Regions from separate parts of the Mus musculus genome. Here regions 1 and 3 are each linked to region 2. A link is a loop called in an ENCODE intact Hi-C map of the cell type or tissue named here. Cell type or tissue: heart. All regions are shown on one strand. Links, peaks and the distances in the headings refer to the core of each region. The heading gives the core; the rest is flanking DNA.

Evidence for each region. A loop is a pair of places that touch in the nucleus more often than their neighbours do. Peaks named below come from ENCODE experiments on the same cell type or tissue, not always from the same donor. Only the 100,000 strongest peaks of a DNase experiment are listed, where the experiment ranks them.
Region 1: it touches region 2 in a loop (2.6-fold over the local background); 2 of 42 quality-filtered maps call a loop at or near these places.
Region 3: it touches region 2 in a loop (2.0-fold over the local background); 2 of 42 quality-filtered maps call a loop at or near these places.

The regions. Positions count from the first base shown.
Region 1 is chr6:145,745,024-145,755,960 of GRCm38, forward strand. It overlaps Rassf8 (Ras association (RalGDS/AF-6) domain family (N-terminal) member 8), which reads left to right and starts at 1,764. Exons shown (of 5, transcript NM_027760.3): 1 at 1,764-1,943. Gm15704 (a long non-coding RNA gene) reads right to left here and starts at 3,351. Exons shown (of 4, transcript XR_869590.3): 1 at 2,005-3,351; 2 at 797-1,011; 3 at 426-614. In heart, for the core only: CTCF peaks have their summits at 1,743, 3,424 (motif pointing right) and 5,642; a DNase peak (open chromatin) is centred at 1,698; H3K4me3 peaks cover 3,046 bases; H3K27ac peaks cover 2,755 bases.
Region 2 is chr6:145,238,188-145,249,124 of GRCm38, forward strand. Kras (Kirsten rat sarcoma viral oncogene homolog) reads right to left here. Exons shown (of 5, transcript NM_021284.6): 2 at 8,508-8,629. The coding sequence starts at 8,618. Among named protein-coding and RNA genes, the nearest start is that of Kras, 6.6 kb to the right of the region's middle. In heart, for the core only: a CTCF peak has its summit at 4,564 (motif pointing right); no DNase peak of the experiment used is centred there.
Region 3 is chr6:145,787,486-145,798,422 of GRCm38, forward strand. All of the region lies in intron 1 of Rassf8 (Ras association (RalGDS/AF-6) domain family (N-terminal) member 8), which reads left to right. Among named protein-coding and RNA genes, the nearest start is that of Gm15704, 45 kb to the left of the region's middle. In heart, for the core only: CTCF peaks have their summits at 5,993 (motif pointing left), 7,390 and 9,277; a DNase peak (open chromatin) is centred at 5,916; H3K27ac peaks cover 2,094 bases.

The sequences.
Region 1 (10,937 bases), core at 1,285-9,284, 510 kb after region 2:
AGAAACTACAGGTTAAAACCGGAGGAAACAAATGTCTAAACAAGAAAGTCTCTCGAACAGAAGTGAGAAACTGGAAGTCCTTTTTCATATCCTTATTTTGATGATAAGAAGCAAGTGCCTAGGCAATAAAGGGAACATTTTACAACTGGAATGCATTCTAGCCTCTCTCCCACTGTATGCCACACCATCTCTTTCCAAATTAATAACTACTACTGAGCTTCGGGCATGTGTGAGCATTTCTAGCCCAAAGACTGAATTTTGTCCACTTCAGGCACTGCATGACAGAAAAATAGTGAAACAACATATGAATTTGCACTTCCAGGTCAATGTTCCGATGTCCTTTGCTGATTAAAAGCTATTTTTAAAGGTGTGTGGGTGCATTTTTTGAATCTGAGCCCAGTTCTTTCTAAACTTTTGTTACTCACCTCTGATTCATTTGCCTTTTTTCCCCTCGTTGTCTGTTGCCTCTATCATGGCCTGCTGCTCAGGGAGGTGGGGGTGCTGTTGCTGAATCACAGCTACTCAGGAAAAGCAATCCAAACTATGCCTTGGAGAATGCTCGACTTAGACTTCTTTCTCTTTTTTGACAGTCCCATTCTGTAGCCCAGGATGCCCTGGAACCAAAGAATGTAGCCCAGGCTGTTCTTGAATTTCTGGCAAAATTCCTGCCTCTCTCTCTCTCTCTCTCTCTCTCTCTCTCTCTCTCTCTCTCTCTGTGTGTGTGTGTGTGTGTAATAATATATGATTCACTCTTTGAGGTCTGATACTGCTTGTTGCTAGGGTAACATATACTGACCTCGAACTTGTGACAATCCTCTTTCCAGTGATCCCAACTCTTTTAAAACCTTTGTTACATTCGATTCATTCACTTCATTTTTTTTTTTTTTTAATCTCTCCTCACTTGCAACGGTCATCACTGGTTGCTGCGGTGGACATCAATTCACAGTTATTCTACAGGAAAAGCCATTCAAACCAGTCCTTGGAAAGGCTGGGCCGTTTCTCCCTTCTTTCCTGTCAGCAGACGCAGAGCGGTCAGCTGCAAGGTCTCACTGGCCTGGCGACCCCAAGCCTGCGAGCGACTGGAGGAAATGTTTAACCTCAGCCAGGCTCCGGCCCACCGGCCTCAGCGCCTCCCACAAAGCCGCACCGCGCTGTCCCGAACCTTGTCTGCAGGCGGGGCCGCCGCTGTAACCCGAGCTGGTGAGGGGTATAACACTGCTCCTCTCTCCAGCGCCGCGACCAGAAAAGGGGCGGAGCCTCTGGCTCTTGGCCCTCCTCCCTGGCCCTCGGCCCGCCCCCCTCTCAGCCCTGCATCCAGCTCTCTCCAGCTCTGCACCCTGCTCTCCCTTGCCCACCTGCAATCACGGCCCTCGGCCCCGCCTCCTCGGCCCTCCGCCCCTCCCTCCCTGGCCCTTGGCTCCGCCTCCTAGGCCTCCGCTCCGCCCTCCCGGGCCGTTCGCCCTGCCTCTTTGGCCCTCCGCCCCTCCCTCCCTGGCCCTTGGCCCCGCCTCCTCGGCCTCCGCCCCACCCGCCCAGGCCCTCCGCCCCGCCTCCTCGGCCCCCCACCACACTTCCCAGACCTCGTCCTCCCTGCCCCGGCGCGGCCTCCCCGGCTGGCTCGCTCTCGCGGCGGCCCTCATCCCGCCCCTGTGCGGGGCTCCGCGGCCCTATCGGTCCCGCCCTCCTTCCTCCGCCCTTCCTCCTCTGCGCCGCTGCGCACCGCCCTCCCTGCCGGGCCAGGCCGGCGTGCGCCCTCCCCGCGCGTCTCTCTGCCGGCTCAGCCCTCCGCGCGCCGCCCTGCGGCCCGGCCTCCTCAGCCCCGGCCCGCCGCTCGCCCTCCGCCGCCGCCGGCCGCGGCCGTCTCAGCCGCCGCCTCAGCCTGGGCGGGCCGGGCCTCCGCCGAGGGCCGTGCACCGGGACTACGAGGACGGGCTGCGAGCGCAGTAAGTACAACTTTCCCGGCCCGCGCCCCCCGCGGCGCCGCTGTCACCCTCGCGCCCTCACCTCGCCTCCCGAAAGTTGGCCCTGCCCGGGGTCGCCTCCTTCCCGGTGTCCTTGGCGAGCGACTTTAGAGGCCACTTTTGTGGGCGAGGGGAATGCGCGGTCGGCCCTCTCCCTCTCCAGATGGAAATCGGATGCTCGCCTGGAGGGAGAGCTTCCCCTCTGGAAAAGGAAAAGTGGCGGTTGGAAGGCTTCTGCATTTTGTCTGAACCGTAGCCGCCCTGCCTCCCCGGTGGCCAGCCCCTCCGGGGAAGCGAGTCGCCCAGAGGCGGCTTGCAAAGTTGGCTGCGTCCTGCACCCTGGAAACTTGCAGAGGGCAATCATAGGAGGCTCAACTTTAAGGGTCGGGGGCTTGGCGTGCGAGGCCGCTGCGGCCCGGTGGTGGGCGGCGGAGACCAGCTAGGGGCTGGGTTGCTCATTTCAGCATCGCCGAGCTGCCCGGGGTTGCGGAACCACTACTTTCCCAGCATCGAACAGCATCAAGGGCTCAAGCCCTTGGATCCTAGGTAGGGTTTAATCGCAGTCAGTTCTGGTCCTAATCTTTGGAGGCACAGAAGGAAATATGCAGGACACGTTTCCTAGCCTACTCCAGCTTGTCAGGTCAGCTCTGCCAACACATCAAAGCCTTGCGTTAAGGAGAAAAAAAAAAAAAATCCCTCCAACCCGCTGACAGCAGGGACGAACACTTAGATACCTAACTGTAGATTGGTGCTCAGCCATTTTTCATGAGACACGTTTTGTCCCAGGGAAGTATATTAAATATGTGGTGATCTCTGCGTTTCTGCCCAGTTTTGGGATGTGTATGTGTGTGTGTGTGTGTGTGTGTATGTGTATGTGTGTGGGGGTGTAGGTAGTTTTTCTTTCTTCTTTAAAAGTCTTTAATCTGTGGTTGCCAGGGGTTGTGATCGTACCTTGGAGGCACAGAAAACCGGCACCTTTCCTGTTTTGTTTTTTAAACCCAAAAACCTGTTCTTTGCTGGAGGCAATCGGGAATGTCAGCCCACTGCAGGGTGGGGGTGGGGGTGGGGTGCTGATAAACCCAGGAATCAGGGCTCCGGACAACTGCGCTAGCAGTTTGGGAAGTGGTTTGTGCTTTATCCTCTAGTGGTCATGTTAATGGTTCTTGTGATCGTATATATTTCCATGGGGAGCTACCCCTAAACCTCAAAAGTACACACGGCCAATACTCCATTTAAGAAGACTGGACACGCTTTGATGATTCTTCTACTGGAGGATCAGATTCAACACAGTGTAATTTGCAGTGTAGGTAATTAAATCTTTTCTAAAAATCCTCCCAATCAGTCACCCCTCCCTTGAAGAGTCTCAAGATGGTACTTTCCGTACCGGGCTCAATTGGCCATAATGGACTGAGATCTTTGCCATCAAGCCCTGTTTCTGGGCTACAGGAGCTTTGGGGGACAGCAGAGAGCCCCTAGAGGGAGCCAAGTCACGGGGCTGACTGTGCAGATAGGAAAGGTTTTCAGTTAGTGTCAGTGTCCTGGAGAGACTCAGTTCCGAAGGTGCCCATGCCATTCCTGGGGTCACACTACCTGAATTCTGCATTTTTTTTTTTTTTAGAGCTGTTTGGAAATTGTAGATTTAGCATCATACAGGGTTGTTGTGTTGCTTTTCTTTGCATTTTTGTCTTTAGAGTTTTAAAGCTTATGACTTTTAAAATCCTAATCCTCCGTGCTCACTTTTATAGCCTTTGTATTTGGTGGCATATGTTAGTGCTTGACCTGAGTGCCTTGCTTTCTGAGAAATGGTTAATTTCTTAAGAAAAGGTTTCCTGTTTCTTATTGGACTTTCTGTTGTTTCATAGAATTTGGGAGTAAAACTATTGTTTACTGCAGGGTATCATTGCTCTTTTTGTTGGAGTTAATTTTGGCAGTCCGGCTTTGTCCATTTATAAAATGTTGAAGTCCCAGAAAAATTTGCAAGTGTTCAAAACTTGGCCAAGTTCATTCTAGGTGGAGGTGGAATAGGGTTGAGGTGTGGATAGGAAACATTAGAAATTATAAATACAGGATTTGAATTAAAGAGCAATGTATCAACTACTGGCTCTTCTTGGCTGTTACTTTGTTTCAGTCCTAAATATCCTAATGTAGAAGTAGTTCCTAGTGTTCTATAGACTTGGGAGGGATGCCTCCTAGCAGCTAGCCAGACTTGTCAGCATCCAGGGAGCCAAGAATGGTCCCCGTTTCTCTAGCTTTGTGATCTAAATTCACTGCCTTTAAGATGGGGATACTACTGTTATCAGGAAAGCTATGATGGACAGGCACCTCAGGCGTGCCTGGCACATCTTCGTCTACAATGGCAGCATCTCCCATTTCTCCGGAACTTTGTCTGTGCCATCCAGACTTGCAAACTCTTCCTTGCCTTTTCCGAACGCATCTATCCAAACAAAGTGTCTTGCTTACTCTGCACTCTCTTCTGTCCATCAGCTCTCAGAAACAGTTGACCACAAAGTACTGGCTATCTTTCCAGCAAAGTAGCTCTCAAACCTGTTTGATTTTCAGGCTCTGCCATGTTGTCCTTTAGTTCAAGCCACTCTGACCTCTCTTAAGTTTGCCGGTCTCCTTTGCCCCTTCCTGCTTGTTTTCTTGACAATAGCCTGAAAAAGAAAGCCATTTCTTCTTCAGGCCTTCAAGATTCCCAAGAATCCTTGGAGTATGGTATAGAATCCTCAGCAGGCCTTCTTGTGCTGTTTCTTGAGGCCCCAGCCCCTCACCCACATCTCCCAGAATACAGGTCAGTTCCCCAGCAGCCTGGCCTCAGGGCCATTTTCCCAGCTCCTGAGTAATTCCTCATCTTTTGAGGACTAGCTCCAGTATGCTTCCTTATGGAAGTCTTCTCTGTCCACTGTTTTCACATCCGTTAGACCCATCTTACTTCTTCCACAATGACAGTCATTCTTAATCTGTCAAAATTTATAATTATACTGTATTTTATTGTTTTCTCCATCCCTTGTGGGCAGTAGTGCCTGCTTTACTCTCCAGGTCCTAGTGTACGTAGCTGTGCTCAGTAGAGAAAGTGGTGTAGTATCCACTTTTCATGTATACCCTCGTTTGAAACTGCATAGAGCAGTCTGTCTTCAAACTCACAGAGATCTGCCTGCTTCTGCCTACTGAGTGCTGGGATTAAAGCACTCAGGCACCGATCGGCACACCCAGGACATTTATGCTCTGTGATATTTGTGTTTTGTGTCAGAAAAGCCAAACTAGCCCTTCTGTGTTCTAATTTTGTGGATGATCTGGAACAGCCTTTAAGTATCAGGTAAAAACAATGCATTTTTGGTCTGTGGAAAACGCATGCTAATGAGACACTTTTAACTAGTGTTGCTCTTGTGATACTCTATGGTACACATTCTGCTTTCCTAACTACATACAGCATTAAACCAACTGTGTCTTATTAGAACAGGATTACAGAATGGAAATATGAATTCTGCTGTGCCTGATGTTTTGCAGTGTCACGTGGTTGTGGGCCAGACAGATGGTGTGACTGCTCAGTGCCAGATGCCCAAGGAGGTTGGGGAAGCTGCCACAGGCCAAGGAGGGAAGGGTCTAAGGATGCCCAGTGGTGTCCCGCCGAGTGTGATTTTCATCACCAAGTGCCATCTGAGCCAACTCTAGAGAGGAGCAACAGGAGCCACCTAGAGGTGGGGAAGTTCTTTTTCCTTTCTCACTAAAGTCTTTTTTAGCAGAAGTAGGCATGACCTTCCATAGCCAAGCAAGTGTAAAGCAGTGTTGGCTGTTTCTGTAGTGTGGTTGCCCCACATAAAATCCTGACTCAGTGTCTCATGGCTCAGCGATGCCTCTGCTGCTCAAGCTGCAGGTGCTCTCTGTTCTTACAATCTTCAGCATTGTCTCCTGACTTTTTCTTAAGTCAGTGTGTTTCCTTCAGTATCTCCTCCCCCTTGGAGCACATGTGACCCAGCTTCTTTTTTGTTGGTCAGGGAATGCACCAAGGACTTTGGATCTACTGCTGTCTTCCGAAGGGAGTCCTCTGCACACGGCCTCTAGGTCCCCCTCTGTGCTGGGATGGTGAACGAGATTACAGATCCTCTGAGCTCCTGCGGCATGCCCAGCCCCACGCTGGCCCAAGAGGAGGGCATGGTTGACCAGGACATGGTCAGGAAAAGGCTGCTTAGGTCTTCATGCCTTCATTTTATTCAGAGAATCTGGTCCCCTTCTTCGCTCTTCTTCCCACTGAAGATAGAACTGTACCTTCTATAAGGCCTCAGACTTTCCTGAGTGAAAGAATAGGAATGGTTTTAGGAAGGCATCTGGCATGTGACTTGCTTTGTGCAGGATCTCTGGGCCCCAGGACATTTGTATCACCACTGTAGACATTATTGTGGTTGGGTACCCTTGTAATTTTTTGGTCTCTTAGGTGTATATGCCCACTGGCTACCTAGAACTTGGACAGTTGCCTGGAGTGTCTTGGCACCAGTACCATTTATTACCTTTTATTTCCAGCCCAAATGTCAGATGCAGGTTGGTTTTAATTGTTTGTATGTTTTATACATTCAGGTTTTTATCATCAAGTTCAACATAATTAATTTTAGAGCTGTCCGGATTTTATGCATTGTAGCTTACTTTCAGTAAGCATTCAGTTTTTACATATGTATGTATATATATATATATGTATATATATATATATATATATACATACATACATATACATATATGTACATATACACACACATATATATATACACACATGTAGGTTATAACAAGAGGGAAGTTAAAATCACTTTCTTCCATATTTTATTCATGTAGACATATGCATTGTCTTTCTTGATGATTATCACTGGCTTCTGAGTGCTATATCAAATTTATCATTAAGTGTAGTAATTTTATTATTGGAAAATCAGTTAAAGTGAAATGATCTTTTCAAATATAAATATATATTCTATACTCTTACTGGGTAGACATTAGTCAGCAAAGTAAAGTAAGAATTTATTTATTTATTTATTTATTTTGTTTTTTTTCTGAGACAGTGTTTCTCTGTATAGCCCTTGGCTGGCCTGAAACTCACTTTGTAGACCAGGCTGGCTCCGAACTCAGAAATCCGCCTGCCTCTGCTTCCCGAGTGCTGGGATTAAAGGCGTGCACCACCATGCTCGGCTAAGAATTTATTTTTATTTATATAAGAATATAAATAATATTCTTACTATAGTTGAATAGATTTATAATATATGCAGCTCTGTTGTAGAAATACCATTGTGGAATAGGTTAGGCATAGTGTCAGACTCTGAGTTAAAACTCAGCCATTTAGGCAAGAGATTGTATTACTGGATGTATTAGGGTCTGTTTTGTATTTTAGCTTCCTTATTTTGATGTGTGTGGTGACTTTTCTTACATGTATTTACTTATTTTAAATATTACTATTGACTGCTTTGTGTAAATGTGTGAATCGCACATGTGGAGATGAGAGGACATTTGTGCGAGTCCTCGTTCTCCTCCTCAGTAGGTCCACAGACTTGGTAGTGAGCTGGGCTGGCTGAGCTGTCTTGCCAGCCTTATACTTTACTCAGATAAAACTGCAGTGAAGTAAGCTGTGCGTGCGTGACTACAGTTTTACAGGCTTTGGTTCAGGTATGTGAAGTCCTTGTCACCGCCAGCACACAGCCTATCCATCGTCCTCCTCCCCACGTGTCTCTCTGATAGTGCATCCTCTTCCCAGCCTCCCCTCCTTCAAACTCCCCTCTGCTCTCTGTCCGGTAGAAGCCTGCCTTTTCTAGGATGTGAACTGAGTGGGATCCTTGCTGTGCTGTCTTACTCATGTTGGTATTTATTTTTCTCACTCGTGTTGGTATTTGAAGCAGTGGGGCCGGGGGCGGGGGTAGCAAGGTAGTAGAGTGCTTCTGGCCTTTATATACAAGAGCCTGACTTAGTCTCCAGCATTGTAGAAGCAGGATGATTAGAAATTCAAGGTCATCTTCCCTTGCTTTTGAGTTCCAAGGCAGCCTGGGACACCAAGGGCAGTTCTTAAAAACAAACAAAAAAACATTCCATATGCATGCCTGCTGTTCAAATGTATCTCAACTTGCTAATCTGCTGATAGACTTCTGGGCTATTGCCTTTGCTTGTGAGCTTAGCTTTTAAAGAAAATGCCAAAATGTTTTCTGAGCACACTCTACCATTTTACATTTGTTTTGCTTCTTTGCAGTGTTTGCCTGGCCTTAAACTGGCCTTCTTGCCTCCCTCCACCTCCAGAGTTGGGGGAAGGGGCTGGGGGAGGGTGTTTGTAAGCAAGTGTGCACCACCATTGCACCTTCTCTGCTGTATGTAACACACTCCTGCCTTGCTGCTGCACTTGGTATAATCAGTCTCTTTTTAGAAAGCGTTTGGGTGTCCATTGGTGCATTTCATTGACACATGTCTAATGATTGATGTTGAACATCTCTAAATTCACTTTTATTTGATTTTATTTGTATCGATGTTTTGCTGGCTCGTGTGTCTGTGCAGCATACACATGCCTGGTGTCCTCTGAGGCCAGAAGAGGGTGTTGGGTCCTCTGAGACTGGAGTTACAGATGGTTTCGAGACACCATACGGGTGCTGGGAATTGAACCCTGCTCTTTTGTGAGAGTAGAAAGTATTCTTAACTGCTGAGCCATCTCTCTAGCCCTGTTCATATTCTTTCTGGGTTTTAAGATCGAATTTTGAGAGGTTTTGTGTATTGGGGTGCAGTCACTCATCAAATAGATTTTCTGCCAAAGTGTCTCAGTCCAAGGCCTGCCGTTGACTGTGTGGGGACTTTCTACGAGTTTTACATTTCCATGAAATCTAACCTATGAGGTTTTTTTCTTTTTTTTTCCTTATATTGGTGGTACTTCTATAATGTGGTACTCAAGACTTACTTGTTAACCTAAACTCATAACTGTATGTCCCTATGTTTTCTTCTAAAAGTGTTATAGCACCAGGTTTTAGATTTACACCCATGATCTGTCTTGAGTTAATTTTTATACAACTGTGCATTATGAGTCCAGGCTTATTTTCTACATATAGAAATTCAGTTGTTCTCACATTGTTTATTAGAGTGCTTTTGTCTGATAAATTCTCCCTTGCCCCATCTCTGAAGTCAGTTGTCTGTTAGTCAGTGGCTATTCTTAGCTGAATGGAAGCTGAATCCCGTTCTTGATTATATGTTTGGGGCATGTTTAATAACACTTTTGGTCTCTTTACTGTGACCATATGGAAACCTTTCCTTCTCAAAGCTTCTTTTATGTTGTATTTGATTTGACTTAGGATGCGGTTCAGCAGTGAGATGCTGTTGTTACAATGATGCAGTCACAGCAGGTCACAGATCTGTTATTGCTTGTCAGTCAGAGTCTGCAACCTCTGTCTTCCATCCTAAATCCATGCCTTTCTTTTCTTTTTTCTTTTTTTCTAGCTTTATCTTTCCTTTCCTCTGTTGTATTTTACTGAGCTCAAGGCAGATGCTAGAGAAAGTGTGCACTTCAGTTGGAATCCCAGGGCAGGGTAAGGAGATGGCTCGGCTGTTAAGAGGCTCCACGCCAAGACCTGTGAAGGCGTTGTCAGCCCAAATGGGGCCAACTTTTGGCAACATTCACAGTCTGACCTGTCTTTGTCTTAAAATAGCTCTTAGCTGGCACTGTGCTGCCCACCTGTAGTCCAGAGGCAGGTGGATCTCTGTGAGTTTGAGGCCAGCCCATCTACCTGGCACGTTTCAGACCAGCCAGGACTACACTTGATTGAGTCCTGTTCTTAACAAACAAGCTTCAACACATTCTTCCTAGTTGCCGTCCTCCCCGCATTTGTTCGCTTATCTAAACAAACCACACACCTTCCATGTTGGAGATATAGCAGAGAAAATGCAGAGAGTACCTGTTGCTGTGGACTAGTGGGGGAGGTGGGTGGTCAAGGAGGGAGTCTTTCTACATGTTTCTGAGTGTTTTAGCCTCTTCTCTTTGTAGGCAGTAGGTTGCCCGTGGGCTCTCTGAGCTCCTCTCAAGATGCCTCGTCATGAGCCTTTCTCTTTGCGTTTGCATTCCTGAGAAGTACAGAACTTACCCAGTTCTGAAGTTTAACCCAAGAGGGACAACCTCTGCTCTACATTGCTTTTGCTCTGACATTGAAACATGGCTGTCCTTCCTCATCTGCTCCTCCAGAGCTCCAGATCCCGCCTGCCCAGCCACATGGCCGGCCTTCAGGATGCACGTGGCCACTTCTTCCTTAGTTCCTACCCGGGCCCATGGCATACTGGGCCTCATGTTCCTGCTTCCTTGTCTCTGCCACCCCGCTCTGACTACCTTATGCACAGCATAAGGGTCCTTCTCCTTTCCCCACAGCCCAAATTTGTCGTCTCTCACACAGACCGTGACCATTCACCTGATGTCACCCTGCACGCATTGCTGACTGGAGAAAGCCCTGCTCCGTGGGTGCCTGCAGGGTTAACTCAAACTCTGGGATGTACACAGGACTTATTCTTTATAAGCCAGCGTATTTAATGTTACCTCTCCGCCAGTAACACTGGTGTACTTTGTAGAGAGCACAGCTTCATATGACTGGTGCCAGGTGAAGTGCAGCACTGTCCCCTTGCTTGTCACACAGCTGAGGACAGGCAGTGCACTGAGCCTGACAGATAAAGAAAGCAAAGCGGGCAGCTCCTCACCAGCTGGCCCCGGTGGTCAAAACGGTCAGGGATCATTTCTATAGGTTGTCACCTAGGACCTACCTGTCTCTGGTCTTGCTCTTACTGTAGGCTCTGGTGTCCTGCCCTAGCATGGGCAGGTGACTCTCCTGCCTCCCTGCTTCATCTTCCTTCCACATCTCACCCATCCTGTGTACCTAACAGCTGGAGCAGGACCAAATGAAGGTGTCTTGCAGTGATGCCTAATAAGGCACCCTGTTTGTTCGTGCGAATAAAAGGTTCTGCCCAGTAGCCTTAAAACCGCCCGGCTGTGCT
Region 2 (10,937 bases), core at 1,055-9,054:
GACACAATTAGAATAATATAACTATTTTAGAACATATAAGACAGAAAGCTGAGGTTTTTCAAGTATCTTAAGGTTTTCAAGTATCTTAAATTTTAGACCATGAAGAATGACATCAATTGAGGAACAACTGCTAAGATATGACAAAACAGCCCGACTTTGAGCCAGACATTTGTAATCCCAGAGAGGGAGGAGATCAGTCTGAGCTATTGTACAGTGAGTTTAATACTAGCCTGAGCTACCTGAGAAAACTCAATATTAAAAAAAAAAAAAGACAAAGTTGGTGCACACACGCCATGCATTACATCGCTTTCCCAAGCAGCACTGAGAACACACCCATTCATCACTAACAAAAGTTTTGTGTTTCTATTTTGAGAAAATGTTTCCATACAGTACAAATGGTTGTGGTTTTATTTGAGGAATATTACTTTTTGAATCTTCATACTTCTGCTATGCCTTGACTCCTTTGTATCTTTTTTGTTAACTTGTATGGCTTTTTAAAAAGTGTTTGTTTGCCGGCCTTTATGCTTTAATGAACATAAACTTTATCTGTAGAACCATTAAGAGGAATTGGGGTCGAGGTGGGAGATCACTCAAGGAAAGAAAAACTCAATGACCAGAAAGGCCTGTGGTTTTCTAGTGCAACTCAATTATATTTAGTATGCTCATTTTTTAGAATAATCAACTTGGGAAGACAGGCAACAGTGAACAGAAACTTAAAAGGTAATGAGGCTTTCACTGAAAGGACTCCTATTACTATTAATAGTAATTACAGCAGCTGATGTGTACTGAGCCCTTACTTATATGCAAACAGGGTAATAAGCTTATTACAGGTACTGTCTTATCCAATCTACCTTCAGGCTGTGCCTTTGTCTTTTGTTATGAATAGGGATGCTGAAATATCAGCTCATGTGTTATTTGGGGATTTACTTCTGCAGTGATTTGCTGTTTTCTTAGCATGTATTACAAGTACTTTTTACTGTTTAGTAACACCTATGGGAAAAAATTATGAAATTGACTTTCTCTGTTTATGGTCTAGCACTTTATATTATTACCTTTCTAAATATTTAAATCCATTGAAGAATGATGTGTTCCATACCACTGTTTATAAAGATTGTACACTCAGTTCTCAAAGGTAGCTAGAAATATGCACAGCGGCTGGATATGACTAATACCAGAACACAACAGAATTGAAGAGCCAAGGCTGGGGCTTGGGTGACACATTCTGTAATCCCAGAACTCACTTGGGAGGTTGAGGCATGGGGACCAGGAGTTTGAGGTCAGAGTCTAGTGAATTCAATATAAGGCCAGCCTAGGGTACATGACACTCTTAAAAAACTCCAACAACTGCAAAAGAGGAGAGAATGTGAAGTACACTAATAGATTTATAAATTCATTCCTACCTACTATGCTATATACTCCAGGAATAGTTACTGCAATCCTAAAGGTCCCATTTTGGGCTAGGTATTACAGCTCCTTAATCTAAAACAAAAATGTTCTAAAGTCTAAATTTTTGGATTAGGGATGTCCAACCAGTAAAATTTGCACAAACATTCCAAAATCCTAGGAAATTAAATTTGAAAAATGTTTGGTTCCAAACATTTCATGTAAGATACTCAATTTGTATATAGTTTCAAAAAGATAGCAAAAAAATTTGTTTTATCTTTCTTTTTCTTTGTTTTGTTTATTTTTCCCTGAAACATGTAGTCCTGGAAGTTGCTGTGTGTAACAGGCTATCTAGAACTCAGAGATGACCTACCTCTGCTTCCAAGTGTTGGGATTAAAGCCATGCACTACCATGTCTGCCTGGTGGTTTTTTGTTGTTGTTGTTGTTGTTTTGTTTTGTTTTTTTTCTCTGACACAGTATCACTATGTAGCCCAGACTGTTCTCAAATTCAAAATCCTCCTGCCTCACTCTTCCAAGTGATAGAACTACAGGTGTGTACCACCACAACCAGCTCAATCTGTATATGGAGGAAGCAGATCCAGTGGAAAAGAAATGCATTTAAGCAATTAAGCAAATAGAAATAAATGTTAACACTAAGCAGGACAAAGTGGAATGGTACCATACAAGAGGTCAACTTTGCCTATGTGACTTAAAGACAGGGGAGAGAAGGTCACTCAAGACAGGAGCAGAGAAAACGTACAAACATGAAATACCACACTGAGTATTGTAGATTCAAAGAGTTCAGTTGGTCTTAGCTTAGTGAAGATAAAGGCAAATAGCAGAGAGTAACAATGAAGCAAAAACCAGCTTCCGAGAGTCTTAAACACAGCTCTTAAGAGCCGCACTTTACACTGTCCAGTCACCTCTGAAACGTTTCTAGGTAAGAAGGGGCACTCAGACTCTCCAACCTGACTGCAAGCATTGGAATGAACTGTGGAACGGGAGAGCTATTTTTTTGCCCTTCCAGATACTGCTTCAGCTCAGCACACACACTCAGAGGTACCAGCGATAGTTGCAGGTGAAGACTTTGAATTTTTAATTACAATATCCCCCAAATCATTGCTGCAATCCCTGACTATCAGGAGTGGTAGCCACTTCTTGATGTTATATTGTATTTCAGTGTTGTCTTTTCAGTCTTCTCATGCCTAATTAATTCTCCATATGAAGTTCTCAGTGTGGAAGTATCTAGTGCACTGCTGACTCCAGTAAGTGTCAAAATCCAAAGGGGGAGAAGGAGGAACTGAGGAATAATGAAGTCCTTACAAGAAGACAAGAGAATGTTACTAAGGTGGCCAAAGCAGTAGGGATGGAGAACACTTAGCTGGTCTAACTGGCACAGCTGCCCTCACAGGCAGCTAGCAGGAATGTAGATGAGGTACAGATGCTCTCAACAGTGACTAGGCTAGTCCTCAAAAAGTTAAACCTGGCCAATCTCAGAGGAACTAGAAGAGATAGTCACACAAAAAAATCTGAACATAAATGCACAACAAAACTGTTATTTAAAAGAGCTCTAAAGAAGAACCCAAATGTCATTAACTGATGAATGGATGAACAAACTGTGGAATGTCAACAAGAGAGAACTACCTTCCCATAAAAAGGAATGAAGTGCTAATATTGTAACAAGGACAAACTCTGGAAATATGTAAAAATCAGACACAAGGCCAAGCAGCAGTGGCACACACCTTTAATCCCAGCTCCTGGAAGGCAGAATTCGAGGCCAGCCTGGTCTACAAAGCAAGTTCCAAGACAGACAGAGCTACAAAGAGAAATCCTGTCATGAGACTAAATAAATAAATATCTGACACAAAAACTACACTGAATGATACATGATTCCTTTAAATGACATATTAAGACAATGCACATGCAAGCAGAGAGTAGTTAGTGGCTGCCAGGGGCTGGAAGGAGAAGGGTTTGGGGACTGACCACTAATGTGTATGGGGCTCCTTTCTGGTGTAATGAAAATATCCTGGAACCAGATAGCAGTGATAGTTGTAACCCTAAGAAATAACTAGTCATCACTGGCTGTGTACTTTAAAATGTTATTTTGTTCTATGTGATTTTCAGCTCAATGTTTTAAAGACAGAGACGAAGTGTAGAGAAGATGAGTGTAATTTTAATTCCCAACCTAAAGACATCCTGGCATGCAGGTCTTGGTACTCAGGGCCTGGAGTCTTTAGCTATTGACAGCTGTAGAATTTCCTTCCTTGTGGTATGGACTTATCAAACTACTTCATCTCCCATCTACTCCAAGCCACTGTTCCTTCAGTGATGAAAATGGATATAATCATACACAGGACAAATAGCCAGGTGAGGATTAAAAACAACAAAAATCCTTTCATAAGATGGAAAGTGTTATACAAATCCATTATAATTCTTTTATACAGTACACCAAGCATTCTACTACTGACCACAAAGTGGTATTCAGACCACTGGCTCTTAATGACTACCCAGAAGTACACCTTATTGTTATACAGCCACAGACATCTGGACTTAAAATGGTCTTTGCAGTTCTCCTTACCATGTCAAAACACAACAGGTCTGGACAAGACCCACAAAAAAACAAGCGAAAACTGACAGTTCAAGATTCCTATTTTGATTGGTAAACAAGGATATTAAAGACTTTGTTCTCATGATAAAATAAGATTATAAAATTCTTTTAAAGTAGGAATAAATAAAAACAAAAACTTATTTTACAAATTCTACGCTTTTGGAATTAGGATAACTAACACTTTGGAGAAAATAAAATATGCAGTACTCCTTAAAAAACAAAACTACCATTAGTTCAAAAATCTGAATAAACTCAAATATTATCAGAATTTTGAAAACAAGGATACTAAAAGGCACATATAAAGCACAAGCAATCAAATTCAGGTTGTACTGCAGCATTTAGTCCCTTCATCCAACAAGCTCAGCCCAACCAGTGTTCACAAAGGAAATGCACCCTGTGCTCTCCCACACGGCCTTCTTTCCTCTTACATATCAACTGTATAAAAGACTCCCAAGTAAAGTTAGCAGATTTATAAACTGATAGAATTACAGGTTGCATCTAAAGGTTAAAAATACAAAAAACAACCTTGAGTTTTCATTGTTATTTATTACAAAAGCAGGTAAGTTACCACTAGAGGGCACTCAAAAAAGGGAGATGAGCTGGCCACAGCTTTAGAGGAAAGTTTTCTTCAAACAAAACTGCTTTTAAAAAATAGACTTCTAGTCAAAAAGTTTTAATACAACTTAAGAGTAAGATAACATACTGCACAGTAACATAACAAATCTATGTCATACTTGAAAATCAGAATAAAAGTTATCACTGGGACATAAATTTGATAATCTGAGCAATGGTTAAAACTGTATGTAGCACAAAAGGCTTTAACTCAGAACTGCTGATATTCTGGGCTAGTTCTTTCTTTGCTATTTCTAGTTGAGCTGTGTGAGGACTTCATATGATATTGCAATAACCATTTCCCACTAACAAAGTTAACTGAAAAACTAGTGCACTTCAAAAAGGACAAAAATTTCAGAAGTCAAGGTGATTCGCATATCCACTATCTCCAATATTAACATGTTCTATGGTAGTTTTCTATATGTATCTGCCATCAAGCAGTCATTAGTAAATTCAAGTTACAGTATACTGATGCACAGACTAGAAGATTATTAAATATTTTCTTAGTTTCAAAGATAACTACTTTTTCACTTACCGTAGTGGAATTATCACTTGTTTCACAAAGTTTAATAAATTCAGTCTCAAACTAGCTAAATATCTTTAGGCCAAGTTAAAACACCTCACAAGTTTACAGATATAAATCAAAGAAGCAGTGACTGCTCTCTTTCACCTCCTAGGATAATATTTTACAAATTTGAAATCACTAAAAAAAAATGTAATGGTATTATCACTTAAATTTTTAAAAAGTATCCTGCCATTTTTTAAATGTAAAGATGTAATGGAATCCCAAAGTACAAGCACTTCACCAATGGGCTATAGCCACAGCCCCTCCTTCATTCTTCACTCTAGACAGGGTCTCACTAAGCTGTGCAGGCTGACCTTGCACCTGCTCTGTAACCCAGGCAGATATTAAACTGGAAATCCTTCTGCCTCCCAGTATCGAGTAGCATCTGCCCCCAGACCCAGCTTCCATGCTCTCATTTTCTCTCTGGCACTTTTCTTCAATTGAAACTTTTTGTACATGTAGGAAGTTGGCATTTTTAGTCAATTAAATCTCTTTCGCTCTTTTGCCCTTCTTACAGCTAAACCACACCAAGAGAGGACCATGTCAGTTTCCTCAGACTCACCACAGATTGTGAGAGAAGGTATAGACTTTTCTCCAGCTGCTAAACTACCTGGGGGAATGTCAGGGTCAAAGTTCACAGGTTATCAGTGCTCCCCAGAGTCAAGTCTTCTGGCATGGCAGAAATCATAATCAAGGTTAGAAATTTAAATTTATAGACTTTTCTACCTTCTTCATACATGATGAATTGTTAGGTGTATATTACATTTTAGCAAACGTGAACTAAAGGCTTCCTAAGCTCTATTTTACCCTGCTCCTACAGCTCTGACGTCATGCTGTAGATATTCGGGATGCCTTCTGAACTAACAGGAGGAAGCACAATAGAACCCCTCAGATTTTCAAGGAAAATGAAGGTTAACTTCTGCTGAAAGCATCTTCCAAATCCCAGGAAAACGTTCACATTTCACATGCATTCTATTAAAACTTCCTTTTACATGTGATTTAAATGGTATAACATGCCAAGTAACCTTGCATTTAGAATACCAGTCAAAATGGATGACCTTTTTGATCTTTCTGGAAGGAAAAAGCAGAACTACATTACAGCACTGAGCTGACCTGTCAAAAATCAGTGTATGAAGACTAGTACAGAGGAGCTCTACGTCACTGATGTAACTTGTTAAACTTGACAAGCAAATAAAAGTCATTTTTATATCTAAGTACCATCTTTTGAAGGGTGGTATACTACTACTAACATTATTTGACACTTCCTAACAATTTTTTAATCAACCTTCAATATTCTAAGTTATATAATCACCTTCCCAAGCTCGCCACTGCCCTCAAAGCCCAACCCAGCACACTGTTTCTTCAAGACAGAAAGAGACCCAAGCCAGGGCACTGTGACCTACTTGAGATTTCATAGCTATGGATTCTGAAGCACTACAAAATTCTACACAAGTCTTTTTTTTTCTTCTTTTTAAATTGGTACATGAAGTAAGGATGTAGCTTGGAGAGTAGAAGATTGCCCAGCAAGTCAGAGGGCGTGGATTCGATTCCCCAGCACAGCCTAGAATGAGCATGGAGGCATAAAAGCCTGTAATGGAGCCCTGTCACTCAAGGAGTGGAAGCTGCATGATCAGGATTGCACGCTAGGTCTCAGCTACCTGAAGAGCCATCTTGGGATACATAAGAACCTATCAAAGAACTGAAAATGGCACATTAGAACAAAGAGGAAAAGCTAAAGATTGGGATATCATCATACTGCAGTAAAGATGCCTAAAAATAATCTAACAATAGGTTATTTCAAAGGCAAAGTAACATTTATTTCACACTTCACTGATATTAAATTTAATATATTTAGACTACACATAAATACTGGAACAATTACCTTGTGAAAAGCCCTTCCTTGGCCGGGCGTGGTAGCGCACGCCTTTAATCCCAGCACTCGGGAGGCAGAAGCAGGTGGATTTCTGAGCTCGAGGCCAGCCTGGTCTACAGAGTGAGTTCCAGGACAGCCAGGGCTATACAAAGAAACCCTGTCTCTAAAAAACCAAAACCAAAACCAAAACCAAAACCAACCAACCAACCAAACAAACAAACAAACAAAAAACGAAAAGCCCTTCCTGCTAATCTCGGAGGTTAAATACACTCTTCTTTGGTTAGGAAAACCTAAACCTACTGACAGCAATAGGAGGTACTACCAGATTTTTCAAGACCTCTTCTAGGTATCAATTCTATTTCTTAGCAGTTGGCCTTTAATTGGTTAAGATTCTATGAAATGAAAATTGTCTGAAAATAATCCTGAAGATCTTACTCATCAAACTGTATTAAGCTTAAAAATTTTAACCATCGGGGCTAGAGAGATGGCTCAGTGGTTAAGAGCATGGGCTGCTCTTCCAAAGGTCCTGAGTTCAATTCCCAGCAACCACATGGTGGCTCGCAATCATCTGTAATGGGATCTGATGCTTTCCTCTTGTGTGTATGAAGACAGTGACACTGTATTCATAAAAATAAATAAATCTTTAAACAAAAAAAGAGCACTGACTGCCTTTCCAGAGGTCCTGAGTTCAATTCCCAGCAACCACATGGTGGCTCACAGCCATCTTAATGGGATCTGATGCCCTCTTCTGGTGTGTCTGAAGAGAGAAGCAGTGTACTCACTTACATAAAATAAATAAGTCTTAAAAAAAAAGCTCAACCATCAAGTGATTCTATTTTCCTAGTATAATCAAATTTTCTCATCACATCAACATTCCAAGTAATCTATAACAATAAAGTGTTTTCAAAAGAGTAACTTTCACTGTACATGGTGGTGTACATCTTTAATCGCAGCATCTGGGCAGCAGAGGCAGGTAGATGGATCTCTGAGAATTCAGAGCTAGTCTGGTCTACATAGTTGAGTTCTAGGCCGGTCAGGGCTGCATAGTAAGACCCTGCCTAAAAGACACCAAACAACAACACAATAACAACAAACCCATAAAACAACAACAAACCTTTCAGGAATAGATCAAAGGCAAAGCTATATTCTTAACTCTCACAAAATCATGAAATTTATTTATCAAAATGCAAATACAAAGCACGGATGGCATCTTGGACCTTACTCTCTGTGGTAAGCTCTCATGAGAAGTGGACTTTCTTTCTCTGTGGTGAGCTCTCATGAGAAGTGGACTTTCTTGCACCTATGGTTCCCTAACACCCAGTTTAAAGCCTTGGAACTAAAGGACATCACATATAACTGAAATAACTTTCAATATAATTTTCTAATAAATATAAAAATGATATCTTTTTCAAAGCGGCTGGCTGCCGTCCTTTACAAGCGCACGCAGACTGTAGAGCAGCGTTACCTCTATCGTAGGGTCATACTCATCCACAAAGTGATTCTGAATTAGCTGTATCGTCAAGGCGCTCTTGCCTACGCCACCAGCTCCAACCACCACAAGTTTATACTCAGTCATTTTCAGCAGGCCTTACAATAAAAATAATAAAATACAACTAAATTAGAACATGTCTCACACAAGATTATCAAAAACTTTATCAATATTTTAACACTCACCTTTGTGTGTAAAACTCTAAGATATTCCGAATTCAGTGACTACAGATGTACAGAGTAACCTGTAAGTCACTTACAACTTTCTCATCAACACTTAATAAAAATACATGGAAACCAGTACTTTCATCTTCTATCATTTAGCTTGTTGATCTAAACAGCCAGATTACTGTTTTGTAGCAGCTAATGGCTCTCAAAGGAATGTATCATGACTTCACTCAGTACAAATATTCTGCATAGTACGCTATACCCTGTGGACACACCCGCATGAGCTTGTCGACAGCTATCCCAACACCTACCCTTGCGGTATTCTTTGTTGACTGGATATTAAAAGTTAGAAGTTAGGTAGCCTAAGAACATCTGTGTTGGAGCCAACAACTGCAGAGAACTGTTTTAAAGCCATCAGAGCAGTTCTGCAATAAAGGGCAACAAAATAGGAAGCCGAAGCTGGTGTCAAAACTGCACTGTGCTGGGGAAAGACATATTTAGGCAATGAAGCAAATAAAGATAATATTTGATGGCATTTTAATCTATAAACTATCTGTGGGAAATGGGTTTAAATATTTGGTATAGGATCAGATCAATTTTAACATATAATCCTTTGAGTACTAAAAACAGTACCTCTGTACAAGGAAATAAAATTGAATGAAATTCAGAGATAAAGACTATTTTTGGCAAGAAAAAAAATGTAAAGAACATAAAAGAGTTTCTCAGTAACCTCTGTGACTTCTGCCTTGCTTATAATACACTGCACTCCCAACAGGTGCACTAAGTGCTGGCACTGTATACAGTTAACAGCCCTGAATACAACACTGTTGTTTCCTAGTCTGCTTTTCCAAACATTTTTGAAATAAAATTAATATATACACTTTATCTCCTTTCCCTTGTAGAACATATATTATTGCAGATAAAGAGACAAATGGATACAAAAGAACTGCACTAAAGTCACAATTTTGTTATAGAATAGATAGTTCCAGGTCAATGTAAGTATATACAGTGTAAACAAACACAAAATACAGTCTACTTATTGACCACCAAGAACTGTTCACACAGGCACCAAGAGGGGAAAATGCAGTTTGTTTTTCCAACACACTGTCTTCCTTACCCTGTGCCTGAAGCCCTCAGTAACAGGACCACAAGGGCAGAAAACCATTGTTATCAGACCTTCATCCAACTCCTGCCCTACTTTGCCCCACCTATCCTTTCTGGCTGCTTGTCTGGGGCCATCCTGTGAGCCACTACTAACCTAACTTACCTGTTTGCCTTCAAGTTTTGTAACAAATGTAGACCATGGCAAATGGGATAGATGAAAAGAAATCACATGGAAATGCGACCTTTGCCTCTCCCTCCCGCAAACAGTGTGGCTAGCGTACAGGAGCAATTTTGGGTCCCTAAAACTTTGTGTGGTAGGGAACAGGATTAGGAGGTTAGAACCGTTTTTACAGCAATTGTTTTTTAGCCTTCTTACTATTACAAGGACAGTTGGTTCTCTAGGCCCTGTAATCACAACAAAGAGAATGCAGATGCAGATATGAGATGTAGATATGAAAGAATACTGTTATGTCCTATGAAGCACAATTAAACAGATTGTTAATGTGTAAAACAAAGCTACTCTAATTCTTTGTTCTAGAAAATTTATTATTTTTTCATTAAAAAATGAATTCATGTTACCAACAGGCACTTTATTCCTAGTTCTAAATAAACTGAAAAAATGTGTTACTTCTAATATAGTAAATATTGGCATGTTCCCCCCCTTCAAGGATTTCTGAGACCCTCAATAATTTGTTTATAGGTGCAAAGGGGTCCCACAGACTAAAATGTTGGCTAATTTAGGGTATACTGTGGACAGATATTGAATCATTTACACCGTAGCTTTTGCTGAATAAAATTTATTGTCGGGTTTTTAAAACTTAGTAATATTTAATTAAGTCCACTAGAAAAAAAAGAAGTCTTACTCAAGAAAAACCTTAAGCCTGAAAGGTTCCCCCACCCACCCACCCCCACCCCCAGTTACAAAAGGTAATAAAGGGGCTCAATTCCAACCAAAGTGGAAAAATTAAATTACTATCCGCCATCTCTTAAAACCAAGGATGCTTGTGAATAGCTACAGTTTCAAATTAAATATATGGATACCTAGCGTATCTGATGTCTATTGTCTATCACATGAGGGGTCAGCAATCAGGCCCTCGGTGGAAGAGTGACACTGGTCATTTGGTGGCAATTTCGA
Region 3 (10,937 bases), core at 1,671-9,670, 550 kb after region 2:
TGCTTGCAAGGCCTGCTGTTAGCTGGTGTTTGCTAAGTTCTTGTCAGTACTAGTTATTTTTCTTTTCACCATGGGCTTTGCCTGTTAGGCAGTCCCAGTATTCAAGGCTGGACTCTCTGCTTTTAGTTTAGACCTTCACAGAGCCAAGAGGTTTTCTTTTGAGGGAATATTCATCCACTGTTTGTTTCAACTTTGGAAAACTTGGAAGATATCACAGGCTGATTTAGTGGTCTTGTTGTCATTTAGTTAGGTTTTTGTTTTGTTTCCTCATTTGGCTTTGTTTTAGGTTATCTAACTAATCTCTGATTCTAAGATCTAGTGCTTTGGTTTGTCTTTTAGGTAAGGATTTGCTTCTGTTGGGCCTGCGATCTTAAGATCTCCTAATAATCCCTCAGTGCAACCCTCGCGTCTCAGCTGTGTTCTTCATCTTAGTCAGTCTGAACGTTGTCACTCTGTCTTGTTACATAGGACCTGGCAGAGGAGTCTTTGTAGATGCTAGAGTTGTCTACATGTGGAGATCTTTGGGAAAGCCTCATGAACTACAGAATCCTGTGTAGGCTTTATCCTGAGTGAGCACACTTCTTGGGCAATTATAAAGTTTAACATCTCTGAACATTACCAAAGTTTCTCTCTAGAGTCTGGGCTGCTCGTAAAGAGAGTTGTTTGAGAGCAGCTCGATGTATCTGTCCACATAACTCAGTGTGACAGTATCTTCTTCCTTTTAAATTCTGCACTATAGTAGTTTCCATCCTATGGTACTGAGGTCAAGGTCCCGAGGCAGAGGAAAATCCCAGCCGGATGGAATTTACCAGAATGCTAGAGACACTGCATGAACACACCGTCCTAGGTGCTTTCTGTGGACTCCCTGCTAGAGAGCTGCCCTTGCTGCAGGGCTCACACACCCAGGACACCACCTTGCTTCATGAGCTGCTGAACAGGTCAGAAAGCAGAGCCTCCCCTGTCTTCACCAGGGTTCCTTTGCCAGAACTTCACCTGCTGAACCATCCACAAAAATATTTAGGAGCCTGGACCTAATTTCATAGAAGAGGCAAGATGTTGAAGTCGGAGCACAGAAAGCAGTGTCCACTACTAAACACAGCCCAAATGGTTCATGATGCAGAGCCCTTCACTCTGATCTCATTGCTGTTGACGCATCTGTAAAGGGCTTGCGCATTGCTAAGCACTGTAGTTTACTCTGGACTAAGGAAACTTACTACACTTTCCGGTTGGAGTCTGTAGACTCTGAACCTTGGAGAAGAACCTTGTTAGAAACAAACAGATCTTGCTAACACACAAAGGAACACAGGATTAAAGAGAACACAGGATTATCAGGGAATTTCTTTTTACCAAGAAGAGTGCAACAAGCCCCAGGGCATGCTAACACACAGGACAGGAAGCACACTTTGTTTTATTTTAACCCAGAGAGTAACTGTCTTTACTCACTCGCTGGGGTCCAACCTCAGTCTCTTGCAATTATCTCATTTTTAATGACTCAAGTAAAGCAAATGAAGGATGGAAAGAAAGAGGTCGACCGTGTAAGTCACTTATGTGCCTTTGTGTAAGCAAAAGTTTTACCAACTGGGGATTAAAACATTTGCATAAGAGTTTTACAAGGTGAGGGAGATAAAAGATTGGAATTCCTATCATAAACAAAAGTATAGTGTTTGAAGGAAAAGAATAATATTTAATATTTCTTACAACTTTTTATTCTTTTAAATGTTTATGTTTTAAAAGCATTATATTATTTCATCCTGTTATTTGTGGTAGTCATTAAAACAAAATCATAAATATCACACAAGCCTTAGGAATGGGCATGGCCATGCTGGGACTTCATTCTTGGTGAAATAGAAGCAGCTCTAGAGATTGTTCACCTTTAGAAAATATGTCTTTTAATTTAAAAATAATTAAACATATTTGAGTGTATGGAGTTAAAAAAATCCTACTATAACATCTCTTACTAGAAGAAATAAAATTGAGGCTGGAGAGATGGTCAGCTGTAGAAGCACTTAGCTCTTCTTCCAGAGGACCCCAGTTCAGCTCCTAGCACCCACACCAACTTCAGCTTCAGGGATCCAATGCTTGCAGCTTCCTAAGGCTCTTGCACTCACTCACATGCATGTGTCTATGCATGGCACACATGCACATAATAAAAATAAAAAACAAAACAGCAAGAACTGAAAAAACCTGTAAGTCGTGTGCTAAAATATAATAAAACCAAAACCATTTGGTAAGACCAAATATATTTCTTCTTTACTAGGAGTAGAAGCCAAACAATGTATCTTTAATTTCTTAGTAAAACTTGGAATCACAGAAAGATTACACCACTCAGCAGGATTTTGCTGTGGCTGGCTCCAGCTATTATTCTGATGGCCCATGCCGCTCTGAAGAAACCAGGCCTTGGGTGGACACTGGGTCAAGCCTAGGTGGCAACCTGCCTACCAGAAGGCTCTTCCAGTGCACTAGCAGGCTGAGTATGGCCCCAGTTCAGATGGCTGCCTTTGACCTCCTTGCAGACAGTTCAGTCTTTTAAAATATGGCTTCATGAGTGGCTTGAGCTGCCGCGCCCCAGTTTTCCTGAAGCCTTTCTCCTCTCCGGGCTTACCTGCACCCTAGCAGATTTAGGTGTGCCATGCATGAGACAAGGAAGGGAGAAAGAGGAAGGATCGAGCTGCCACTGGGAAACAACGTGTAGAAAATCCCAAGTGATCCATTGCCAGACTGCTGTTACATACAGATCAGGAGTCAGTTGTGTTTCTGTACCCTACTGAGGAGCCATCACAAAATAAATTTAAAATGCTTGCATAAAGCACTACGAAAAAGAATAAAATGATTAGGGATGCAATTCTACAAAAATTATAGAAGCTAGACACAAAATGCCATTAAACATTATTGGAACAAACTAAGACCTAATAAGGACAGACCATGTTGCAGATCCAGTAGGTGTCCATGTGCAAAAGAAAGAAGGTGGCCTCATTCTCACTTCATCGACTGAATGGAAGTAATAAGAGATTTAAAGTAAAGAAGAAAAATCAAAACCTCTTGAGCTAAGGTGTGACTCCTCAGGAAGCAGACAGCAGCTCCTTGTATAGAACACTAAGTTCCAGAGCAACAGAAGAGTACACTAGATATCAGAAATAAAACTTGGGTTCAAAAAAGGGACAAGAAACTCTTCTGAAATGGAAAATATTTGCAAATAGTTTGTTTGATAAAGGACTTACTTCTTACAACCTAGTTGGTTTTTAAACACAGTTAGCTCAAGACTAAGTCAGCTCAAGGAGAAGACTTGGAGTGGGCTCTTCTTCAGAGACAGGTGTTTGGCATTGCTTCTCAAGGAGGAAGTGTAAAACAAAACCAGAAGAAACTACCTATAATTAAAAAAAAAAAAAAGCAAGCAAGGCAGTGGTGGCCCACACCTTTAATCCCAGCACTTGGGAGGCAGAGGCAGGTGGATTTCTGAGTTCTAGGCCAGCCTGGTCTACAGAGTGAGTTCCAGGACAGCCAGGACTACACAGAGAAACCCTGTCTTGAAAAACAAAAAACAAACAAACAAACAAAAAACAAGAGCAGACACTATGATACAACGATAAACTAATGAAAACCATCATCACCACTGATACCCACATAGAAGTGACTCAGCCACTTTGAAAACCAGTCTGACAGTTCCTCAGTGTGGGAGTGTAAGGCCCTGCGGTGCTCCTGACTGTGTGTCCAAGTGCAGCACACAGTCCCATGTAAAACTGCACAGAGGTGCTCCTGACAGCCACACAGTGCCAGCGTGGAACACTTAGTGGTGAATGGCAACAGGTTTTCTATGTGTCGTAGCACAGATGAACATGGCAAGTGTTGTGCTAAGTCACAGAAGCTGGTCACGGAAAGCACATGCTGCTAGATCCGTTTCCATCCGGATGGCCCTTATGACACAGGAGGCAGTGCAGCACTGTGAGCCATTATTGCTAAGACGGAGATAAATTACAACATAAAGAGGTTGAGCCATGAATCAAGTTGTATGTTTTAAAATGTTTCAGCCCCTGCTTCACCCCACTGCCCCCAAATTCAGCAGGTTATGGCTATTTTCATCTTCGCAAAGCCTCGTCTAGGGCTGTCATGGCAAGTGGCAAGAGGGCACTCATAGGTTTGAGGCTTTGGGGACCAGGGAATGAGGACAGTCCCAAACTGATTGTGGTAATTGTTACACAATCAACTTATGCTGATTAAATGAAATGTTAGTGAACCTGAGGAACAAACTAGATAATGCGGACAATTCACTGCGCTACACTTTAAGCAAGAAAGACTGAAGGGCTGCAGGCCCCCGAGGAGGATCCTGGGACACGAACAAACATCGGTTATGTTTTTAGGATTCACAGCTTAAGCCCACTTAAATGACTAACTTGCCAGTTAGGAGTTCAGACCTTCACAGATAAGAGGCTGCTGCTGAGGGTTCTGACGGCCTTGGAGCAGAGAACTTCCTGGAAATCAGATTTATAAGCCATTAATCATTAGTATAAATCTAACTTTTATCAAGGACCTATTGTACATCAATTAAGGTTTATCAGCCACATCCCTATCAGCGACCACATCCCTAGTAGTGGAAGCCACCAGAAGGAAGGACAGAGGCAAGTAGACCTGGCGATTCTGTAGACATGCTTAACCCTTGAGGGAGCATCCTCAAGTGGAGGCTGGGGAGGACCAGACAGATGGGAGAAGGCATAGGAGGAGGGATGAGCAGTCAGGACAGGAGAGCACAGAGGAGAGGCCAGAACATTGATGCTGTGGGGTCATCCCAAGAGGAAGATACTTCAGGAAACGTGAGGGAAGGGCACACAGGAGGCACAGCCTGCAGCACACAGTTCTTGGTGACACTGTCAGCTGTGTTATCTGAGGAGAGATGGAGATAAATTATGAGGCAGAACTGTCAATGGGAATTGTGTGTTTAAAGTGTTCGTGCTGCACTCTGCTCCATTCCCCAAGTCAGCAATGATTTTATTTCCTCAAAGCCTCTCCTACTTTCTGGATGTTTTCAGTGAACATACTTTACTTTTGCAGTAGAGGAAGTTGTTTTAGGAATCCAAGGTTACACTGATGTGCAATACCCTTGTCAATGTCCCGGATACAATACTCCAAACAGGGCTTCATGAAGAAACGGCTCGCTCTCTATCACACTCCTTCTTTATGTTTTTGTGGTGAAACAAGGAACTGTTGTCAGGGTTAAACCCCTTGCTAACCAAGGCGTCTTTCCTGAATTGTTCCTTGTCATCGAGAAGCACTGTAGATCGTCCTTGAGCTTCCTGCTTGCAGCCAGATCTAGGCCTCCCCTGAAACAGTGCAGTAGACTTGTCTCACCCTTCGTAAGATGGGTGGGATATTTGGCTGAAGGCGCAGTGATAGACTAAGCTGGCTTTTGTTTTGCTTTGGTTTGGTTTTGAGATGGGGTTTAGCTATTCAACTCAGGCTGCTTTCAGAAATGTGAATTGTCTCAGCTTACATCCCACACTCCTGTGCTCTGAATCACACCACCAGTGCCCACCAGTGCCCACCAGTGCCCACCAGTGCCCACCAGTGCAGGCTCTTCCTTCTATTTGGTTTCATATATGTGGAGCCCTGAAGCAGCCCTGGCTACTTTACACTTCTATGAAGCAATATTAAACATCACTGCAGTCTTTAGCTGAGGAATGCCTGGGAGTGGCCATATTTATACAGTAAGAACTCTGGATAGCCCTTCCAACTCTGCCTTACATCTTACTAGCTTGGCAGCTATTCCACAGATCTCTATTGCCAGGAAAGTATTCCACAGCCTCTCCTCTGCCCTCAGTGATGGACTTAAGTCTGTTAGTCTCTGGTGCTGGTTCCTGTCTTCTGCTCTCTGCTGCCTGCGGTAAGGGGTGGGGAGATCTACCCTCACATCTTTCATTCCTCTAACCAGCGGCTGGGAGAGCCTTGCCAGTGTTGTCTTGCATCTTTCTAATAGGGAAGAGTGACCTCTGGTGGCTAAAACCATAAGCCCCAAAGTAACAAAAAAGCTCAGGTCACCTCTGCTTAATGTCCCCTCACTTCAGACTGTGTCAGGCACACATTCCACATCCGTGAATGTCTCTGGCTACATGTTTACCGGCTGTATCTCTTGTTACTACCACACATGCCCTGCATGCATAGTCAGCCTTAACTCCAGACCCCAGGTAGTATTCAGCTGGCACTCCTGTTTAGTGATAAATCCTTAAACCTCAATAACTTAACATGTTTGTTGGTTTGTTTGTTTTACCTGTTGACTAGAGAGCTACACTGTCTGATTCATACTCTAGCTGCAGCCTGTCTGCCCCAGCTGTCTGGCAGGTACCGGGCGGCATCCTCAGCTTGGTTGGTGTGCCATTAATGCAGCCTGGTTGTCTGGCAGTTGTGGGCTCACATCAGTCTTTCAATGTCTAATTTCTTGTGGCTCACTTTTTAAATGAGCGGTGTTAGTAACTTACAAGGAGGCCCAGACTGCTGAAAACAGAGATGAAAATAAATTCAAGTAGCAACAAAGTAAAGGGCAGCATTGCCTGTGGGTTACAGATTATCCTATAGAATGTGTGAATGGCTCATCCTTTTGTGAGAATGAAGGTCAGTGGTATGGGTGGTTTATACTTAATGTTAAAATCATTCTTAGTTTTTCCCTGTGATTAAAAGATTGTCTTATTCAAAAGATGAGAAAAACATCTTTGATTAAAAGCCATGGGGTCTAAGACATTTCTGTGGAAATATATATCCACATTGTTTCCATTTCACAGTCCTAGAGGGGGACTCAGGGCCCACATGCTTACACTTTATTTCTGTTTTAAGAAAGCTCTAGCAGGGTTCAGGAACTGGCTTTTAAAATTTACCTGTCTAGGTAAGATACAGCATTGGGTGTTTTTCACACACAGATTGTCTGTGCAGACTGCAACTCTCATGGAACAGTACTGACCCCATCGCAAAATTCCAGGCTGTCATTGAGAAACAGAAACTCCCATGGTAGCTGCTTGCAATAGAAAAGCATCATTTGAGTGAGAAATATTTCTTTTAAAAGCTAGTGGTGATTCTGAATTTGAATTTTCTCTAAAATTCAGTTCCAGTAGGTAAGTAGCTCTGGAGTTGAGCCTGGAACAAAACCTCAAGAATGCATTTCCTCCTCATGAAGCATGGGTGGTTATCAGGATCAGCTGTGTATTATAAAATACAACCCATAATACCACAAAAAGGTGGTCATCCCAGATGCCAGGACATACTTACTATGTTACTGGACCATTAGCCACTCCTCTGATACCTAAGACATAGTAACTTCCTAAGTGTGTTTTCAGTATTTTAATAGTGTTTTGTAGAAATACAGTATTTCAGTGCCCTTTTGTAACCTAAAGAGAGAGACTGCAGTTTCCAGTGCCGCCAGAAGGGGCGCCAGTCTTCTGCTACTGGAGTTAGAGGCAGTGTGAGACACAGCGCATGGGTGCTGGGAACCAAAGGATTCTCTGAAGAGCAGCAAGTACCCTTAACCATGGAGCCATGTCTCCAGCTCCTACGAGTGTCTGTATTAAGGTTCAGTGCTACAGAAGTGATCTGTAAGGTGCCAGGATGAGAGAGCGGCAGTGTCAGATACATTGCAGAGGCAACAGCAGCTATAGTTATGTACAGGTAATGCAATTTAGAACCTTGTTGTTGCCAGGAAGGATGGTCAGAGGTGTTGTAAACTAAAAGACAGCCTGCAGGTGCCTACCCAGTGGGAATGAGAGGTCAGATCTGGGAAAACTTCAGTAAGTACAGAGTACTTCACTTCAGCAGCAGCCGCAAGCCTGCGTTCAAAAGGTTTCCGACTTCTTGAAGCATTCTTACTCAGCAATGTCGAGAAACCCTGGGCATGTGCTTTGGGACCTTCACCTGCCTTACGTGCCTTCCTCTATTATGGGCCTCGTGTGTGTAATCACATGCAAGTGGTTTTTAGTGAGACATCTTTCTGTGTTTAATTTAAATACCTTGCTCCTGTGTGAGCAGCCTTGGGAAATTTGTGATGGAGCCTTCTCATGTCATGGGAAAAGAGTGACCAATAGTTTTAGGATACTTGGACATTTTATATGTGGAAACCGTCTAGATGAAGTTTCCACTCCATTGCTTCTTTGCAGTGCCCTTCTTCTGACACAATATCTGGCTCTATCAGTCTCAGCATCCCTTGTGATGGTGTGCTCATTGTCATGTGCTGACTTCTAAAGTCTTTCAGGAAGTTTGATACTGTGTATGTTATCTTTTTCATAAAAGAAAGTAGGAGAAATTTGGGTTATTAATGTACCTGAGGGCTATTAAGTCTGCATCACATACATTTATAGAAGATTGTTGAAAATCATGCAGGAAGGAAGTGTTCATACAAAACAAGCTGCTTGCATTGAGTGTGTCCCAAGGACAGGGTCCGGGACTCTTGATACTTTTCTGTGACTGTCTAAATGTTCTCAGATACATAATTTTTAGAAAGGAAAATAATTTTAAAAATGGAAATTTCTACATTTATGTGCAGCAAAACTCAAACATTTCCTTCCCTAGCAGCTCTTATTTTTATTTCCATTTGTTTGTTTTTGAGACACCAGAGTCTCTCTGTAGCCCTGGTTGTCTACTACAGAGTGAATTCAGAGATCCCCCTGCTTCTGACGCTCAAGTGCTGGAACTAAAAGCAGGAGCCACCACACCCTGCTTCCCAGCAGTTTTTAGTGTACTTTTTCCTGCTAGTCATAGCCTCAGAAACTTTTAATCCATAAAACATAGAGACTTACTACCATTGAAAGAGCTAGATGAACCCATCAGCACCCAGTCCCTTTGCCCTTCTCTGCTTATTCCAAGCAGGCTCCACATGGGAACGTCAGCTGAGGAATTCTGTTAATGTTTGAGATGTCTGGAGTACCAGCATAATCAGACAGCATACGAACACTCTTTGGCCATGCTCCAAAACCAATGATTACACGTCTAACATTAATCCTACGTGTCTGCAGAAGCTGTTAGAGCAAACATCTAGATTCTTGTACTACCAAGGCTGAGAGATCACATACAAGTTAAAAGAAAAAGCTGCAGATCTGCACCACAGAGACTGGGTTGTCTATGGCTTTCCTTTAAAGCAGCTAAATATGTGAACTATGTCAGCTGTCCTTCAACTGCAACTTTCCCAAGATAAAAATTAAATGTGCTTTAAATGTTGCTGAAGAGTTTAGACATTGCATGCTTTTCTTACTGTGACAAAACGCCCAGATAAACATTTACAAAGAAGCGATCTGTACTTGGGGATAACTTTGCAGGTTGCATTCCTGATGCGCTGCTGCTGTGGCCTGTGGAGGCAGAGCACAGCCGTGGTAGGAGCTTGCAGCAGCCAGAAAGCAGGGAAAGCATGCTGGCAGCGGCGCTCGACGCTCGCTGCGGGCTGTCCTTCCTTCTGTCCAGGCTCCCAGGCCACTGACTGATGCCATCCACATTCAGGGTCTGTCTTAACCCTTCATGCTGTCCAGTAGTCCACTCATCTCTAATCATATCCTTAAAAACACACTCAGACATTTCTAGATCCAGCCAAGACTCATCCTTACAACACTGGAGGCTTTGTAATAAGTTGGGTTTTATTAATTGGAGACAAATTTCGTCTCTAAATGCTGTGGCCCAGCTCTCAGGCCCTTACAGAGACAGTGTGTGGTGCTGCTGCTCCTTTGGCTTAGATAATTTGGAAGGACTTCATCCAGGAGTTTTAATTATTCTTACGTTAAACAACCCATTGTCTGTCCACTGTGTTCAATCAGCTGCGCTGTTGGCTGGTGGTTTTCAAAAGACTCTTCTACCGACTTAAACTTTTTTTTTTTTTTTTTTTTTTTTGGTTTTTCGAGACAGGGTTTCTCTGTATAGCTCTGGCTGTCCTGGAACTCACTCTGTAGACCAGGCTGGCCTCAAACTCAAATCCGCCTGCCTCTGCCTCCTGAGTGCTGGGATTAAAGGTGTGCGCCACCACGCCCAGCTTAAACATTTTTTTAAGACAAGGTCTCACTGTGTATCTGTGAGACCCTGTTCTAGGACCATGGGGCTGTAGGCCGTGAGGTACAGGTGCTCCCCCTCTGTCCCCTTGCATCGTCAGCATCTGCCACAGATGGGCAGAAGCACTGGGTTTGCCAAATCACATGATGGAATGGCTAAAGCTTTAGCCTCCTTTCTGTATGGTTAATTATCTTGGTATTCTGGAGTGGAGTGGGAGGCTAACGGTTGTTTTCATAATGTAGATATGTTGTTACTCTTGGTTTCATTTTTTGCTGTGTGTGTGTGTGTGTGTGTGTGTGTTTGTTTGTGTGTGTGTGTGTGTGTGTTGTGATGTGCATGTGTGTATGGCTGCACTCTCAGTGGGTGTCCTGTCTGTCACTGTCTTATTCCTTTGAGACACAGTCTGTCACTGAGCTTGGAGCTAGCTGGTGACAAGCAAGCCCAGCAGCCACACTGCCCCCTGCACCCCACTGGAGTTACAGGCACGAATGGCCATGACAGGCCTCTGTGTAAGGGGCTATAGGGATTCCCATGTTGGCACAGTGAGTGCTCTTACCCACCCAGCCCCCAGCTCCAGTAGTCTTGGTGTTTAAAAAGGAAATCGGAAAATTGTTGTGTCCTACTATAACATTTCTGACTAGTAGCTAAACATAAATAACTGTTTCTTTGCATTTGAGCCCAAAATGTGACCAATTTAATTTTCCCAGATGCTCTGCCAGTGCTGAGTATATTTGGAAAATAGGTTAGCATCCCCGAGGGAGATGACAGGGTGTGGTAAGGTGACCTCTTACCTGCAGGAGGAGATGCCTGTTGGCCTGAAGTTCCCTGAAGAGCAAAAGGCAAGGAAAGGAGGAAATGGCTTTTTACTGTTGGACTTGTGCTGGGCGGGGGGTGGGGGGGGGTGGGGGGGGGGTGGAGCGGGGGGGGGGGGTGGTAGG